Linked DNA regions of Mus musculus: region 1 is linked to region 2. The links are chromatin loops, found by intact Hi-C in ENCODE. Cell type or tissue: left cerebral cortex. All regions are shown on one strand.

Evidence for each region. Peaks named below come from ENCODE experiments on the same cell type or tissue, not always from the same donor. Only the 100,000 strongest peaks of a DNase experiment are listed, where the experiment ranks them.
Region 1: a loop joins it to region 2, with 3 times the contacts of the local background. A loop is called at or near these places in 2 of 42 quality-filtered maps.

The regions. Positions count from the first base shown.
Region 1 is chr11:103,912,501-103,920,500 of GRCm38, forward strand. Nsf (N-ethylmaleimide sensitive fusion protein) reads right to left here. Exons shown (of 21, transcript NM_008740.4): 5 at 4,006-4,172; 6 at 1,301-1,408; 7 at 816-891. Among named protein-coding and RNA genes, the nearest start is that of Nsf, 38 kb to the right of the region's middle. In left cerebral cortex, no CTCF peak of the experiment used is centred here; DNase peaks (open chromatin) are centred at 4,502 and 7,708.
Region 2 is chr11:104,191,063-104,199,062 of GRCm38, forward strand. It overlaps a transcript of Sppl2c not described here. Among named protein-coding and RNA genes, the nearest start is that of Sppl2c, 8.7 kb to the left of the region's middle. In left cerebral cortex, a CTCF peak has its summit at 4,963 (motif pointing left); a DNase peak (open chromatin) is centred at 4,958.

The DNA of each region.
Region 1 (8,000 bases), 280 kb before region 2:
CAACGGATCACTAAAGAACAGTGACGGACGATTCTGCGTTTAACACGGCAATTAGCTGGGGGGCTGACCAGTGCTGAAGGTCACAAAAGATAATGAAATTCTGAGGAGCCATCAGAGCCGGGAGAGGACTCACACAGAGAAGCTATGTGTGGGGTGAGATGGTCGGGAATGAGACCTGGGAGAGAGAAAGGGCTTGATGGGAAAGATGATGGAATCCAAGCTAAGACAGGAGGCTGGGCAGCAGCAATGGACCCATGAGAATCTGTCTGGGTAACTGCACTGTATGATGTTCACACTAGGGGAAACTGGCAACAGCTACTGGGATTCTGTGAGCCACATATACAAATCTTTTTTTTTTTTCTTTGAGACAGGGTTTCTCTGTGTAGCCCTGGCTGTCCTGGAACTCACTTTGTAGACCAGGCTGGCCTCGAACTCAGAAATCCATCTGCCTCTGCCTCCCGAGTGCTGGGATTAAAGGCGTGAGCCATCACTGCCCAGCCACATATACAAATCTTTGTGAGCCCAAAATTATCTTAGAATTTCAAACCAAGAAATGTCATTATTTCTTTTTAATTGTTTTAAGTCTGGCTATGAGCACAGGAAATTAAAATGTGCCGATGTGTTTCACATTGTTACAGGTGAACTGGGCACTCCAGCTAAAGGCTTGAGATTGTATATCAATCAGCGCTTGTGACAGAACAAGCCTTAAGGAAGGGTCTCCTTTCTCTATCACCTGAAAACCATTTACACAACTCATACGCAATATCAGAGGCATTGCCACTTCATTTGAAATTTTCTAAAACTGTGCATCTTACCGATAAGATTGAGCGACGAATTTTCTGCTTTTTCAAATGCAACTTGACTGTTTCCAACAACCAGGCCTACCTCAATCTGTACAGAGAGATGATAATTAGTACGCTATAGGCATTTCAAAGCAAGGCTAGACTCGAGGGAGAAATGAAGTTTTTCAGTACAAAGCAAACATGGCAACCAGTCATCTGAGTTACGTCTGCTTTCCTCACAGCCATCTCGCACAATCCCGACATGGCAAGGTCTGTCTTCACAGCCAGTCTCTGACATATTCTAGATGGCGGTGTTCAGCTAGTGCAGATTAGTAGATCTGCGGTTAGCTGTGCTTTGGTTTCTATTCCAGCAGCAATACTGGCTACAGCAGGAGTGAGGAACTCAGAGGGAGAACACACAGTATGGAAAGCTACCCCAGGCGAATAGTCAGAAACATATCAGCCTGTGCAAGTCATGTCAAAAAGATTGCCTAATGAAGACCAGGAAAAAGGCTTACCTTCTGCCTTTTGCCTGATGCAGGCTCTCCCTTCAGGATGCTGGGATCCATGGCTTCAATGTCCTTCACCAGTAATCCAAAGAGCTTATCATTGAAGCTAAAGACAAGCTGTAGAGAGAAGGAAGGGAAGAAAGGTTAGCCCATGGTGCAATGGCTTTCTACTACATCATCCAAAGGTGAAAAAGCAGTTTTCTTTTGAAAGTCCTTCTTGGGTCAACTCCACAGTCACACCATCACAGACCCAGTGACAGGAAAAGGAAACTTGTGTGTTAGTATGATGGGAGGTGACTCAGTCGACACTCACAAACACTTAGGAAAACTACTAGTAAGAAAACCGAGATCCAGCAGGGCAATAATGGTGCAGACCTTGAATCCCAGCACTCGGGAGGCAGGAGCAGGAGGGTCATGTGCCCGTGGATGCACAGCTAGGGACTTAGATAAGAGTCAAATAAATACTTAATAGCATAAAGAATATCCCAGTCACTATTTTTGGCCTGGCAGATCAGCAGGGAACAGAGAACATGCTGTTTCTGGTGCTGTAGAACTTTCTAGTTTGACCGGCAGGAAGCATGCGAGCCCCGTGCTCTCAGGTGGAGGGACCCCGGGGCTGTGCTCGAGCCGCTACTGCCTGCCTTAGGTCATCCAGAAGGCTCCTCGATGCCCACCAGCTGCTTATCTTCTCTGGACCCAAACTTCATCGGGGAGGAAGCCAGGTTCATTTTAATTCTAATGCTTTCTTATTTATTTTTTTTCTTCTTTGTTTAGTTTGTTTGCTTTTTTATTTGTTTTGCTTTTTTTGGGGGGGGGTTGGTTTGTTTGTTTCTTTCTTTCTTTTGAGACAGGGTCTCATTATGTAGACCAGGCTGGCCTGGAACTCACAGAGATCCACTTGCTTCTGCCCCCCCAGTGCTGGGATTAAAGGTGTGTGCCACTACACTCAGCGCTAATTGCTAGGCTTTCTTTTAAAACACACTGTATTTTGTTCCTGTACATCAGCAGTTCAGCTTCTGCCTGCAAAAGTTTAATTTCATAATATATAAATACTTTAGACTGCTATCCTTTAGATTTATCAGGAAAACTGAAAAGTGGCACTGTGTCCACTCTGATGCTCCTGCCGTCCACTGCTGCTCTCTCTCTAGTAATCTCCTGAGACAGAGACCTCAGGGCAGGACAGACGCAGCCTTAGCCATGGCAGTGCGGGCACTTGGCAATGCCAGACACCTTGCTCCCAGGATCTGCTATTTACTTTTAAACATTTGAGGACCCAGAGAGCTTAGATGGAATGCATTTACTGAGATTTGCCATTCTAGAGATTAGAGGACAAAAAGTTAGATGTATCCATTTAAAGTAAAATCACTTTCTAAGATGAAAATGCAATGGCAAAAAAGGGGGTGGTAGCCCATTTCTGCAAATTGCTTTACTGGGGACAGCCAGATGCTAACATCTGCTCTGGCAGTCAGGGTGCCTGTACAATGTGTGGCTTCATACTTTCTTTTTAATTCTTTGGAGATAAGGTCTGGTGTAACCCTGGCTGGTCTCAGACTTCCTTTGTAACTGAGCATGGGTAACCTTCAACTCCTGATCTTCCTGCCTCTGCTGCCCTGGTGCTGGGATTACAGACACTCACCATACCTGGTTTTCTTTGGTGTTAGGCCTAGTGGTGGAGCTCGGGTTTCATGCATGCTGGGCGGCACTCTAACAGCTAAGCATACTTTATGTTTAAACAGAATGTTTTTCCTAGGATATCCATCATCTGATAGTAACTCAAGTGTAAAAAGAGGCAGCGCTGGTGAATACTGGCTGCTGAGAGTTAGTGTCCAGTGACACTAAGGTTCAGAGACTCTGCGATGAACTTGATTTATACATACTTAATTTTCTTAAAAATCTCTGGAAGACCACCCTCCACCAAAAGTTGAGACCTCCACGGCTTCCCACAGTATCCCCCAGCCCGCTTATTTTTGAGCCAGGGTTTCTCACTGAACCCGGAGCTCACCAGTTTGGGTTACACCAGCTGGCCCGGGGCCTCAAGGGTTCCTGTCTCTGCCTTCCCAGCTGTAGAACTACAAGCACAAATATTGCACCACCTCTGGCTTTCTGCCTGGGTGCTGGGGGTCAAACTCAGGTCTTCATGCTCGCTCGGCAGGCACGTTACTGACTTATGAACTATCTCCCCAGCCCCACCTTCTGCTTTCTACAAAAACATACTAGTGACATAGGAAGGCTTCCCAGAAACAAATCGCATGTCCCACGATGAGAAAAATGAAACCATTTCAGACTATGCATCTCTATCAGGTTCCCAAATTTGCAGGGAGGAAACCTGATGTGACAATACAGGACATCAATGGCTTTTTGAAAAATGTTCATGTCTATGTGTACGTGTGTCATGTGCAGCCCCTTGGGGGCCGGCCGGAAGAGAGCTCTGGATCTGAAGCTGGAGGTACCCAGCAGTTGTGAGTGCCGGGCACTGAACTTGGATCCTGCAGAAGAGCAGCCATCTTAACTGCTGAGCCATCTCTCTGGCCTCCTAAAGCTGTGAGGGCTTTTCTGAACAGACTCCAACAGGTGGGTCAGCAAACTCACTCCTTCAATCTGCATGGAACTTCTTTCTCCTAGGAAAAGCTCCTCCTCTTGGCTCTTCCAAAGCAGAACCCTGGGCATCAGCACTCGGTGGTCTACAAAGGGAAGGAGTGAGCGGCTGGGCCTACCTGCTGCCCCACTGAGAAGGCCTGGTTGTTGAACTGCTGGATGAACTCGGCGGCCATCTTGTCGGTGTCGTAAGGGTTGGAGTCGATGTTCTTCTTCTGCAGGAAGTCGATCTCGATGGTCATTGTGCCGATGCACTGCTTGGCTTTGTCAAACGAATACAAGGCAACTAGGAGGAACCACAGGGATACCAGACTTAACGTTTCTAGTTACAACGAGCTCAACTGAGCTCCACGCGGGCTTCCCTGGAGGAACACATAGGCATAAACTTAAAAATTCATAGTCAGAGATTTCCTTACTCACCTGTGTTAAGGAGAAAATATTAAATGATACTCTCCCTCGCCTTTGACCCCTCATCTCTCCATGGGAAAAAAAAAAAAGAAAAAAAGAAAAAAATCACATCTCTCTTCACAGTCCTTGCACCGCCCTCCTCCTGATTTAACAGAGGACAATGTGACAGCGTGGGTGGCCTCAGTGGGTTTGGCACAGCATGTGGTTACCAAAGATGACTTTTGAGTAATCTAAGAATTTGCTCCCATGAGAGAGGTGGGCAGATTCCTCACTCTAAGAAGGTCGGCAAGAGGAAGTAATAAAGGGGTGGGGAGGGGGCGGCACCTGAGAAACAGTGTTTCCAGGGGTTAGTTTCCTGTAGTGTAAGCTCTAACTTATGCGTCTTTGTAACGCTGCAAGTGTGTTTACTGAGCACCCGCTGTATCCAGGAGCTGTAGCCATTCGCCTACAACACACAAGACCAGCATGTGCAAAGCTCCGAGTAAGAACATCCCTACTTAAGCCTTGGGAAGAGCCTTAAACTACTTGTTTAGGCCATAATGTCATAAACTTAAACATTAAAACACTACATATAAATTTACATTATATAATAACTATTCAGCCCCCAATGCTTAGCTGTACAATACGAAGTTTACATATCATATTGATAGAAATGAGTATTAAAAGATTTCTCGATGATACATTGTATAGAAGCATTTTCAGGGGTAAAAAAAAAAAAGGCTGATTTTAAAAAAATCAGCTTGTATGTGTTAATAAGACCTGCTTTCTAAACAAACTTTTAAAGCGAAACATATCACACTGCAGCATACAATCCTGGAAGCACCAGGAGGAGCTAAAAAGCACCCAGGAAATCCCAAAGACACTGTTATATTTGACTTTCCCCAACAGGGCAACTTGATCATGCCGAGTAAGTAGGAGCCCACCCTGCCCAGCAGCAGGGCTACTGTATACACGTACTTGTGTCTCATGATGAGGCCTCTAACAACACAGCGAAGTGCTTGTGAGCAGTTGCCACTGGGCTGACTCAGCTGTGCCAAGCCCAATGCTCCCAGCCTGCAGGGCCCTATGCTCTGGGGCTGCTACATGCCATAGGTTAGCTGTGCTCATTCTAATCTGTTAGTACTAGATGTGCTTGGTAGAGTAATTAATTATACAATATAATTAGTTAAATGTGAAATTTAGACATTCCACAATTGTGGAAAACACTTTAGAGGAAGAGTTTGTACTTAAAGATGAAAAAAAAAAATCAGCTAAGCATAAACAAAAAGTTAAAAAGTTTATGGATAAAATCCATAAAATCCAATAGAGGGACTAGGAGATATCTTAGTGATTATGAGCACTTGTGCCAGGAAGTGGTGGTGCACGCCTTTAATCCTAGCACTTGGGACTCAGAGGTAGTGGATTTCTGAGTTCGAAGCCAGCCTGGTCTACAGAGTGAATTCCAGGACAGCCAGGGATACACAGAGAAACCCAGTTTCAAAAAACAAAAAATAAAAAACAAACAAATTTTAAAAAGCACTTGTTGCTCTTCTAAAAGGATCTAGGTTCAACTCCCAGCACCCACATGGTGGTTCACAACCATGAAACCCCAGTGTCAGAGGATCTGGTAGCCTCTTCCAGCCTCCATGGGCACCAGGCACACAGATATACATGCAAGCAAAACACCCATATGCATAAAATAAAAAACAAGAACTTTTTAAAATACAAAAAATATTTAAACATGTTCTCTCACATGTTTTAAAAGATCTAAGTTCTCCTATAGACCTCATGATTGAAATGTATACACAAAAGACATACAGTACTCTAGACCACAGACCAAATCCCCAAGAAAAGGCCTTTAACCAACCTTGCAATTGAGTTGTTTCCATTCCCCAAGTACGTGTTTCTATAGTACTCATAAGACAGGCGATAAAGGGGCTGGAGAAGGGGCTGGAGAAGGGGCTAAGTAGCTAAGCTATCTGCTTTTCCAAATGACTCGAGTTCAAGTCCCTACCCCATACTGGGTGATTCACAACTAGCTGTAACCCCAGCTCCAGGGGATCAAATGTGTCTCTACTGGCACCTTCTCTTACACGTACACACCCACACACATACTCATAGCTAAACACAAGACGGTCTTTAGGATCTCCCCCCACCCCAAGAGGATGGAGTACAAAGAATGAAAGAGCCAGAGGATGGAGAGGGGCAGAAGAACATCTGGGCTAGCGGTGCTCACTGCTAGGTCTGACAACCTGAGTTCAATCCTTAGAGCCAAATCGACGTTAACCCACCAATCTGTTGTCCACATAAGGGCTGCATAAGATTGGACCTGTCAGCTTTTCATCATGGGAGAGGGGAGGGTGCACAGGGCCACGCCCCTTCCTAGAGGGACTATGGATAGTTCATGATATCTGGAGAAAGGTATCATTTTCGTCAGTGGTATGGCCATGGATAAACTGCCCATGCTCCAGTAAATAACTTCCCACCCACACTCATGCAAACAGGCCTAAGAAAACTCGGGACACATGCGCACTTGCACGCGCGCATACACACGTGCACACAAAGACATAAAAGCAGAACTGCCAGGGAATAGTGAGGGGCACAAGAGGACACTAGGAGGGCAACCATGACGAAAACGTATATACATGTATGAAACTATCAAAAAAGAAAAACTCTCTAAGATTTATTTTATCGTGTGTGTGTGTGTGTGTGTGTGTGTGTGTGTGTGTGTGTGCGTGAGTGCCCTCAGAGGCCAGCGGTATCAGATACCCTAGAGCTGGGGTCCTAGGCAGCTGTGAGTGTCCAGAAGTGGGTTCTGGAAACCAAGCTTAGGTTCTCTGCAAGAGCAATAAAAGCTCTTAAGTGCTGACCCATCTCTCCAGCTCCAAAAAGTTAATCTTAAAAACATACAAAACATGGATTTTTAAAATTCATTTTGGACAAGGGGTATGGTCCAGTCACGAATTATACTGGTCAAGTAAGAAATGAACAAAAAACTCGCTGTATGGCTTTCCAATGACTCATCATTATTCATGTCAGATTTCAGCGGGTTACAAAGATGTTCTCTTCAAAGGAATTCTTAGTCTGTATCAACAGATCCTTCTGGAACCTAAATAAATCATTTAATCTCTCTGTGCTTTCAACTGTCATGTGCGTCATCAAGACGACTGGATTAGGTAAGTCTTAGTGATCAGGAAAACTCCAAGTTCTCTAAACTTACTCCATAGATTACAGCCACTTGATTTGTGTACAAAGACTTCCTGCAATTCTCTGAGTAAGATTGCTTGTGTAAATCACATTTTTATACTTTTACTTGGCATCTTAAGTGGGGCAAAGGCATTTTAAATATTTCAAAAACAAAATAACAGAGACCCAGCCAGGACTGGGAGATGTAGTAAAGATGAAGGAATAATTCAAGTTTGGGCCTGAGGTTTTAGCATACTCTCTTGTCTCCCACTCTGATATTCTGTCTTCTTGTCACATTGCCTAGCAACTGTAGGACATAGTTAAAAGCTCAGTAGCTGTTATGAACAAGAGAGATTGCTTTCCATGTAGTAAAATGCTTCTAGTTTGAAACATGGAGAGAATGGATGTATCAGCAATTCTATTACATGTACCTGTCCCAGGCACTCTTGAACATTCGTCTAGAGAGAGATCCATAGGGAGACCCACTCGAGCACCATCAATGGCCAAGCACCAAGAAACACTGATCAGTAAAGGAACAGGG
Region 2 (8,000 bases):
TAGCTGTTGCAGCCTGGGGTGCTCAAACACAGACACACAGGCTCAGCTATATATCAGTCACTCAGCTAGGGGCACATTTGAAAAATAAAAGTCCTTGAGCCACATATTCTGACCCAGTGTGCCAGAGTGGGACCAGGCACCTATGGGTTTGAAGGGCTCCTGCCTCTCTGCCTCAGGTTGAACCTCTTGAGAACTGAATCCTGGTCCCTCTATGCATCCAGGCTAGCTGGTGGGAGGACAGAGACCAGAATTTAAGGTTCAGAACCCAGGGTAGTCCCCCAACCCCTGACTTGGCTCATACTTCCAGCCAGTTCCTCATACATTAATTCCCTACTAGGGCCCTAGGCCACAAGGCTATCCCCAGAGCCTCAGGCTTCATCCAGCTTTACTAACCAATCACTGGGAAGGAGGATTTGAGCCCGCATCTCTAAGCCATCAATAGCCATTCATGCCCTGTATTCTAAAACAGTGGTTCTCTACCTTCCTAATACTTCGACCCTGGAAGAATACAGTTCTTCATATTGTGATGACCCTGTACTGGCTGGTTTTGTGTTAACTTGACACAAGCTAGAGCCATCAGAGAGAAAGAAGCTTCAGAAATGCCTCCGTGAGATCCAACTATAAGGCATTTTCCATTTTCTCAATTAGTGATCAATGGGGACAAGTCCAGCCCATTGTGGGACATCTATCCCTGGGCTTGGTGGTCCTGGGTTCTATAAGAAAGCAGGCTGAGCAAGCCATGCAGAGCAAGCTAGTAAGCAGCACCCCTCCATAGCCACTGCATCAGCTCCTGCATCTAGGTCCCTGCCCTGTTTGAGTTCTGTTTTGTCCTGACTTCCTTTGGTGATGAGCAGCAATGTGGAAGTGTAAGCTGAAAACCAGCTGGCTTTTTGGTCATGGTGTTTCATCACAGCAATAAAACTAAGACAGAAATTGGTACCAGGAATGGGATATTTCTGTGACAGACCTGATCCGACCATGGTTTGGGGGGAATTGTGGAAGGACTTTGGAACTTTGGGCTAGAAAAGCCATTGAGCGTTAAGAGCTCGGTGAGATGATTTTTTTAGGAGCTTGGAAGACAAGAATGTTGAGAGCAGTGCAGGAGATGGAGGCCTGGCTTGTAAAGGTTTAGAAGAAAATTTAAAGACTATCATGGCTATTTGCTGTTTTGAATTAAGATTCTGTTGTTCTGGTCAGCTGTGGATGAAGAGACAGCCAGAATTAACAAGACAACACCACCACTGAAGTTGAACCTTTGCACTACTGGGACAATTGATGCTGGTGAGCTGGAGCTAAGAAATTAGTAGTGACTGAGAAGAGACCAGCATCGTTGGCGTGAAATCTTCTGGGAAGTGTTTTCAGAGAGTACAGAACATCTGTGTTTAAGAATTGGCCAACGTTGTAACTCGTGCTAGCAGCCAAAGTTGGTAGTGTAAGAGTCACCCAAGACTGGTTTTGAAGGCATGATGAACATGGAGAACAGCTGAGGCCTGGCACTGTGAGAGACCAGAAGAGGCCACTGGTGAAGGTACAGCCTCAGTGTTATTTGAAGGGGACTGAAGGGGTCATGCAGCGTTGAGAATTGGTACCATGAAGAGAGTCTGTGACAGGCTATTGGTGAAGGTACAGCCCAGTTGCAGCAGAAGACCCTGGGGTTTTGGAGATGTCAGTATAATGGGATGATCACCAAGAACAGCAGCAGCAGTGGAGTGGATCCAGCCAGAGCCTAGAAGACAAGATGTGTGTGCTGCAGAGGGCAGAGCTGGAGAAATGACTCAAGCCCTTTGGAGGAGCCCAGAAGATAGGGAGTGGATCCCAGACATTGGACAGTTGGTGTTTGATTTTGCTTTGATTTGATTGTGAGTGTGCCCTAATTTTTCCCTCTTGGGGTAAAACATTTGGTTTATTTATTTTTTTATTTTACTGGCACCCATAATTGAGAAACTTTAAATTTTAAAAGACTTTGTATTTTAAAAGAAATTAGCTATTTTAAAGGGACTGAAATTGTAATATGGTTAAATTTGTGAAGACTGTGGGGCTTTTAAAGTAATGTATATTTTTAATGTGAGATCTTAGGGTGAATAAGAAAAGAAAGGTTGTGGCCTGAAAGTGATATATTGGGCTGTAGACATGGATCAGTGGTTAAGCGCAATGGATGTTCCTCCAGAGGACTCGAGTTCGATTCCCAGCACCCACAAGGCTGTATCTCCAGTTCCAGAAGATCCAACACCCTCAACACAGACACATATGCAGGCAAAACACAAAACTAAAAATAAATAATTTTTAAAAACAAAGCAATGTGTTAGTGTGTCAGGTTAACCAGGGATCAGTTATACTGGCTAGTCCTGTGTCAACTTGACACAAGTCATCAGAGAGGGAGGAGCTCTTGTTGAGGAAATGCCCCCATGAGAGACTGTAAGGCATTTTCTCAACTAGTGGCCAGTTGGGAAGGAGGAGGGCCCAGCCTATTGTGAGACTTGTCACCCCTGGGCTGGTGGTCCTGGGTTCTATAAGAAAGCCATGTGGAACAAGCCAGCAAGCAGCACCCCTCCATGGCCTCTGCATCAGCTTCTGCTTCCGGTTCCTGTCCTGTTTGCATTCTGTTTTGTCCTGACTTTCCTTGGTGATGAACAGCAATGTAGAAATGTAAGCTGAATAAACCCTTTCCTCCCCAACTTGCTTTTTGGTCATGGTGTTTTGTCACAGCGATAGAAACTCCAAGACAAATAGAAACGTAAGACGAACCCCAGCCATACAATTATTTTGTTGCTACTTCTTAACTGTAATCTTGCTGCTATGGTGAATCGTAATGTAAATACCTGATAGGTGGGATATGTGATTTGCAACCCCTGTGAACAGGTTGTCTGACCCCCAAAGGGGTCGTGACTCACAGGTTGAAAACCATCACTCCTAGAATATCATGACATCAAGATGCTCAAGAAGTCAGTTGTCAGTCACTTGTGGAGTAGATAAATGTTCCCTCTTGCTAGCTGGGACTTTGTGGACAAAATAACACTACAGGGCCTGGGGTCTGTGTTAAGTGTTAAACCATCATGCTGGGTAGTGGTGGGAATGAGCTGAGCCATGCTTGGCACAGTCAGAAATCTCAGGGTTCCAGTTGCTACTCTTGAGAGGCTCTGCTTCTACCCAGAGGCCTTCTTCTATGTGCCTGGTCTGCCTCACTTTGCAAGTCTACTGCCTACCCACTGGCCTAAGTAGCTGGACTGAGACACACCGTTCCAGAGCATCCTAGAGCTGGCAGCTTCCACTGGCTACTGGAAAAACAAAGACACAGGCTACTGATCATGTACACACACACACACACACACACACACACACACACACAAGGGCACACAATCAAACATGACTATTGTACTATGTGATTTTTCAAATATATACACAAGCATACATGTATACTACACTATACATGCATGGACAGACACACACATACACACACACAAACCTGTACCCAGCACACATCCCTTGGTACGCACTTTGCCATACACACACACCCATACCACACTTTACCACATACACACATACACATAAGCTCTAACCTGTTCCCCTCAGAGCTGATCCTTCATCACTAGGCCATCCCTAGCTCATGAACAGGTGGGGGCTCCAAGAATGTCAGAGCAGACACCCACGTGCCTGGCACATGGAGAACAAGCTAATGACCACACTAACACCAGGGCTTAGCCACGTTGTGGGGCCTCCTCTAACTCCTTTACTCAAACTCTTGCTTGGTTCAGGCCTGGGTCATGTCTGATGGATTCCCCAGCTGCAGCCTGTCCCCACTTCCTTGCATGTGGGCTCCTGGACCCATCTGACCTCTGCTTCTAGGAGAGTCAGCTTGTAAACCTGAAGGAGGAGCCAGGGCAAGAGCCTGTCTCCATGATAGGGCTGGATTCACATCTCCCAGGAGCCTCATTTAATCCCAGTAAGCAGTAAGCACTCCATAGGTCTTGGACTCATTCCTTTTAATGAGTTTGGTGTTAGAAGTCTAGATTCCCTGGAAGAGAGGCAGCAAGGACCTGTGGGATGCTTTTTTATTATTATTACTATTATTATTACTATTATTATTATTATTATTATTATTATTATTATCTTTTTGTTTGTTTGTTTTTTTCAAGACAGGGTTTCTCTGTGTAGCCTGGCTGTCCTGGAACTCACTCTGTAGACCAGGTTGGCCTCCAGAAATCCACCTGCCTCTGCCTCCCAAGTGCTGGGATTAAAGGTGTGCACCATCACTGCCCAGCCTGCGGGATGTTCTTGTTCACCTGAGGAGAGCCCAGAAAATGTCAGGGCCCACCCATGCTCACATTGCAGGAAAGGGGCTCGAATCGGGGCACCAACCTCTCCCAGTCCCACATGTGGAACCAACTCTCGTCCTCAGCCTCCTTTGAAAACATTTGCCTCCTCTCCCCACTCCAGGAAAAGTCTGGGCCCATAGCCTCCTTACGTCATTCCCCTCGGTAGATATGGACACCACCAGCCCTGCGTGCTTAGTGAGAAGGTGTTGCCTGCTTGAGATGTGACACCTCCGGCACCTCCCCAGTGAGGGAGAACATAGCTGCACCCAAGTCTCCCGGAACTGATGGTAAAGCCCAGCACTACGTTTATTAACATGAGGCTTTGGATGAATGGGATCTTCCCTTTGAGCCCGCTTTCCCATCAGTAAACTGGACTGGTGATGCCTACCTGTGCTTTGCGTTAGATGAGGAGCACAGACACACACTCGTATATGCTTTTGACAACTGAGAATGACAGGTGGTGCGTCACACACCATCCAGGTTAGCAGGTTTCCCAGACAGTACCGAGCATGCCTGGTATCCGTATTCCCGGGAGGCAGTTTATAGACAGTGTATGCTGCTACCAGAAGGAGGCGTTGTGGTAGGTTACCAGAACAATTAGACCATTGCTGCTTTTTAATCGGTCACAGCTGATGCTTGCGTGTTCCTGTGCTGCCACCTTCTGGTCAATGTGATAACTGCAGGCAGGTTTTAGAATAATTCCATTGGGTAGAGATAGAGAGTTGGTGTCTGCAGTGGTCCAGCATTGACCCTTTAGGATCTGATTTGTGAGGAAGTGAAAATGCCCTTGGAAAAGCATTCTGGTTCTGAGACGAAGTAACTACACCATGGCCTCAAGATCTGAAACACCTAAAGATCCTCCATATGGGTCTCACAGACCACAGTGAACTGGTGTTCTTAAGAGGGAGGCATCTCCACAGGACCAGCACCAGCACCTGCCCTAGTGTGTGCACCTCCAGCACCTGCCCTACTGTGCGTATCTCCAAACTCACAGGACTAGTATGTTGTGATACTTAATTTTGATCCTAAACAAACCTCCTACCAATGTTGCTATTGAGACAGGATGCCACTATGTAGTTCAGACTGGCCTCGAATGGGGCATCCTCCTGTTTCAGCCTCTGGAGTGCCAGGATTCCAAGTGAGAGACCCCGTGCAGTATTTTCAAGTGCATGCTATATCTTTGTACCTCTGGTCCAGGAACTCTTTCCCTCATCTGGAATGTTTCCTGATGTGATGTTTCCTAAAAAACCCAAGACTCACTCCTGGCCCCTCCTAGGAGGACCCCACCCACAAGACTTGACTAGAGGAGGGTTTCTAAATCATGGTGTTTGCAGAGGTCTTCCAGAACTCTCCAGAGCTGTGGACAGAGAGAAAGCAGCTTGCCCAAAGTCGCCCAGCAAACTATGGTGCAAGGTGCTGTCCGTTACAGTGTTGATTTTCCTCTGTCTCGGGACAGTGCCTCTAAGCATCTTATCTGTACTCTGTAGCTGCTTGCAAATCTTCTTTGAAGAAATGTTTGTTCAAATATTTTGCAAATCAGGTTACTGTAAACTACAGCACCAGACGATTTTTGTAAGATGGATCTGGTGGTTTCATTTCCAGAGAACTGGAGATGCAAACATCTTTAAAGCTCACGACACACTTTAACTAGACTACTTTTCACGTGGTGTGTTCGGATTCTCTTTGTGAGCTAAATCCTAGAAGAGATGGAAACCACTCCCAGCAGCAGCTCTGCTAACCTGGCGTGAGGGAAAGCTGTCTCCGTCTCTTGAAGCTCCTGTGAGGCTGGACTTTAATTTCCATACTCTGGTATGCTAAGGGAACGTTTCTCATCCCATAGCTTAGAGTATGTAGTCAGTTACTGTCTCCTGCGAGCCCTACCCTGGGAAACTCTCTGGGCTCTATCACATCCTTTCCATTGTTAAAGATGGAAGGAGAGAGGGGCCCTGAAGAGAGGCGGGACTATGGGTACCAAGTTACAAATGGTATTCTCTGGCACGGAGGGTAATTACATTACTAATAGATTGCATATTTCCAAATACCAAGAAGAATCTTTAAATGTCCTCATCACAGTGAAATGATAACTGTTTGAACTGATAAACATGCCGCTAATCACTCCAAATTGATCATATGCACATCATATGCATGTACCTAGACGTCATGCAGACCTCACAAGCACATGCAATTATGTGTTCAACTTTTTAAAATGCAAAGCCCAGCTAGGCGCGCTGGCACACACCCTTAACCCCAGCACTCAGATGGGCAGAGGCAGGCAGATCTCTGTGAGTTCAAGGCCAGCCTGATCTACATAGCAAGTTCCAGGCCAGTCAGGACTACAGGGTGAGAAACTGTCTCGAAACAACAAAGTAAAGCCTATTTTTAGGTGCCTCCCATTTCCTCCACCATTAGAATCCTTGTTAAAGAAAATAATACAGCTAATGTCTGTCACATCTCTTCAGTGCCTGCCCAAATCCTCACCCCTCAGCCTGGGCTTTAAAGCCTCCAGGATCAGTCTCTTGCCCTGGCCAAAGCTACCTCCCAGGAGCCCCTGAGCACCTACGTGATTCTTATGTGGGTCTTACGTGTTTACCCTCCTGACACACACACACTGCTCTCCACTGACCCAGAACTTTGTCGGGTTCCCACACTGAATCTTAGTTGAACTGTGGTCCCGCCAGTCGGCCAGCGCTGGGTACTGTCCAAGGTCCTGGAGAGAAACTTCCGACGGGTTCCCGACTGAGAGGGTCTAACCAAAGTAGAAGGGTGGGAGCACAAATATCTCTCCTCTCTCTCTTCTTCTCTTTCTCGCCTCATTTCATCCCCCCTCCTTTCTTCACCCTCCTTTTCTCTCTAGGGTCTGATAGCCCAGCCTAGCCTCAAATTCTCTATGTAGACAACCAAAGATGACTTTGAGCTTTTGATCCCCTGCTCCTGCCCAGGGTTCTGGGGTTATAGGTGTGCGCCACCTGGCTTGGCTATGCTTGAACTCAGGACTTTGTGCACACAAGCACTCTACCAACTGAGCCACATCTCCATCCCGATCCCCCACCCGTGCTCCTGTTTTTTTTAAAGATGCAAGACTGCTCCCCGATCTGGCCTCCAACATCTGGGCTCAAATCATCCTTCAGAATTCAGTTTCCCTAGGAGCCAGAATTAGCAGGTGTGTGCCACCATATATGGCTGTACAACTGCGTTCTGACCCTCTGGAGGCTGGCCATGGAGTCACAAATCAGTAGTCCCAGCACTTGGAAGGTAAAGGCAGGAGGGTATCCAGTTTAAGGTTAACCTGAGCTATATAGCAAGAATCTTTCTTTAAAAAAAAAAAAAGGTCAGGCCAGTGAAATGACTCTGTGTCTCAGTTTGTGCAAATCTGATGAGGTGAGCTTGATTTCCACATGTTCTCATTGGTTCATGTGCCTCCTTATACATCATAAATAATAATGATGATAATAATAATAATATCAAAAAGAAAGAATAAAGAACCCTTTGTCGGGGCCTAGCAAACACATAAGTGGATGCTCACAGTCAGCTATTGGATGGATCACAGGGCCCCCAAAGGAGGAGCTAGAGAAATTACCCAAGGAGCTAAAGGGATTTGCAACCCTATAGGTGGAACAACAATATGAACTAACCAGTACCCCGGAGCTCTTGACTCTAGCTGCATATGTATCAAAAGATGGCCTAGTC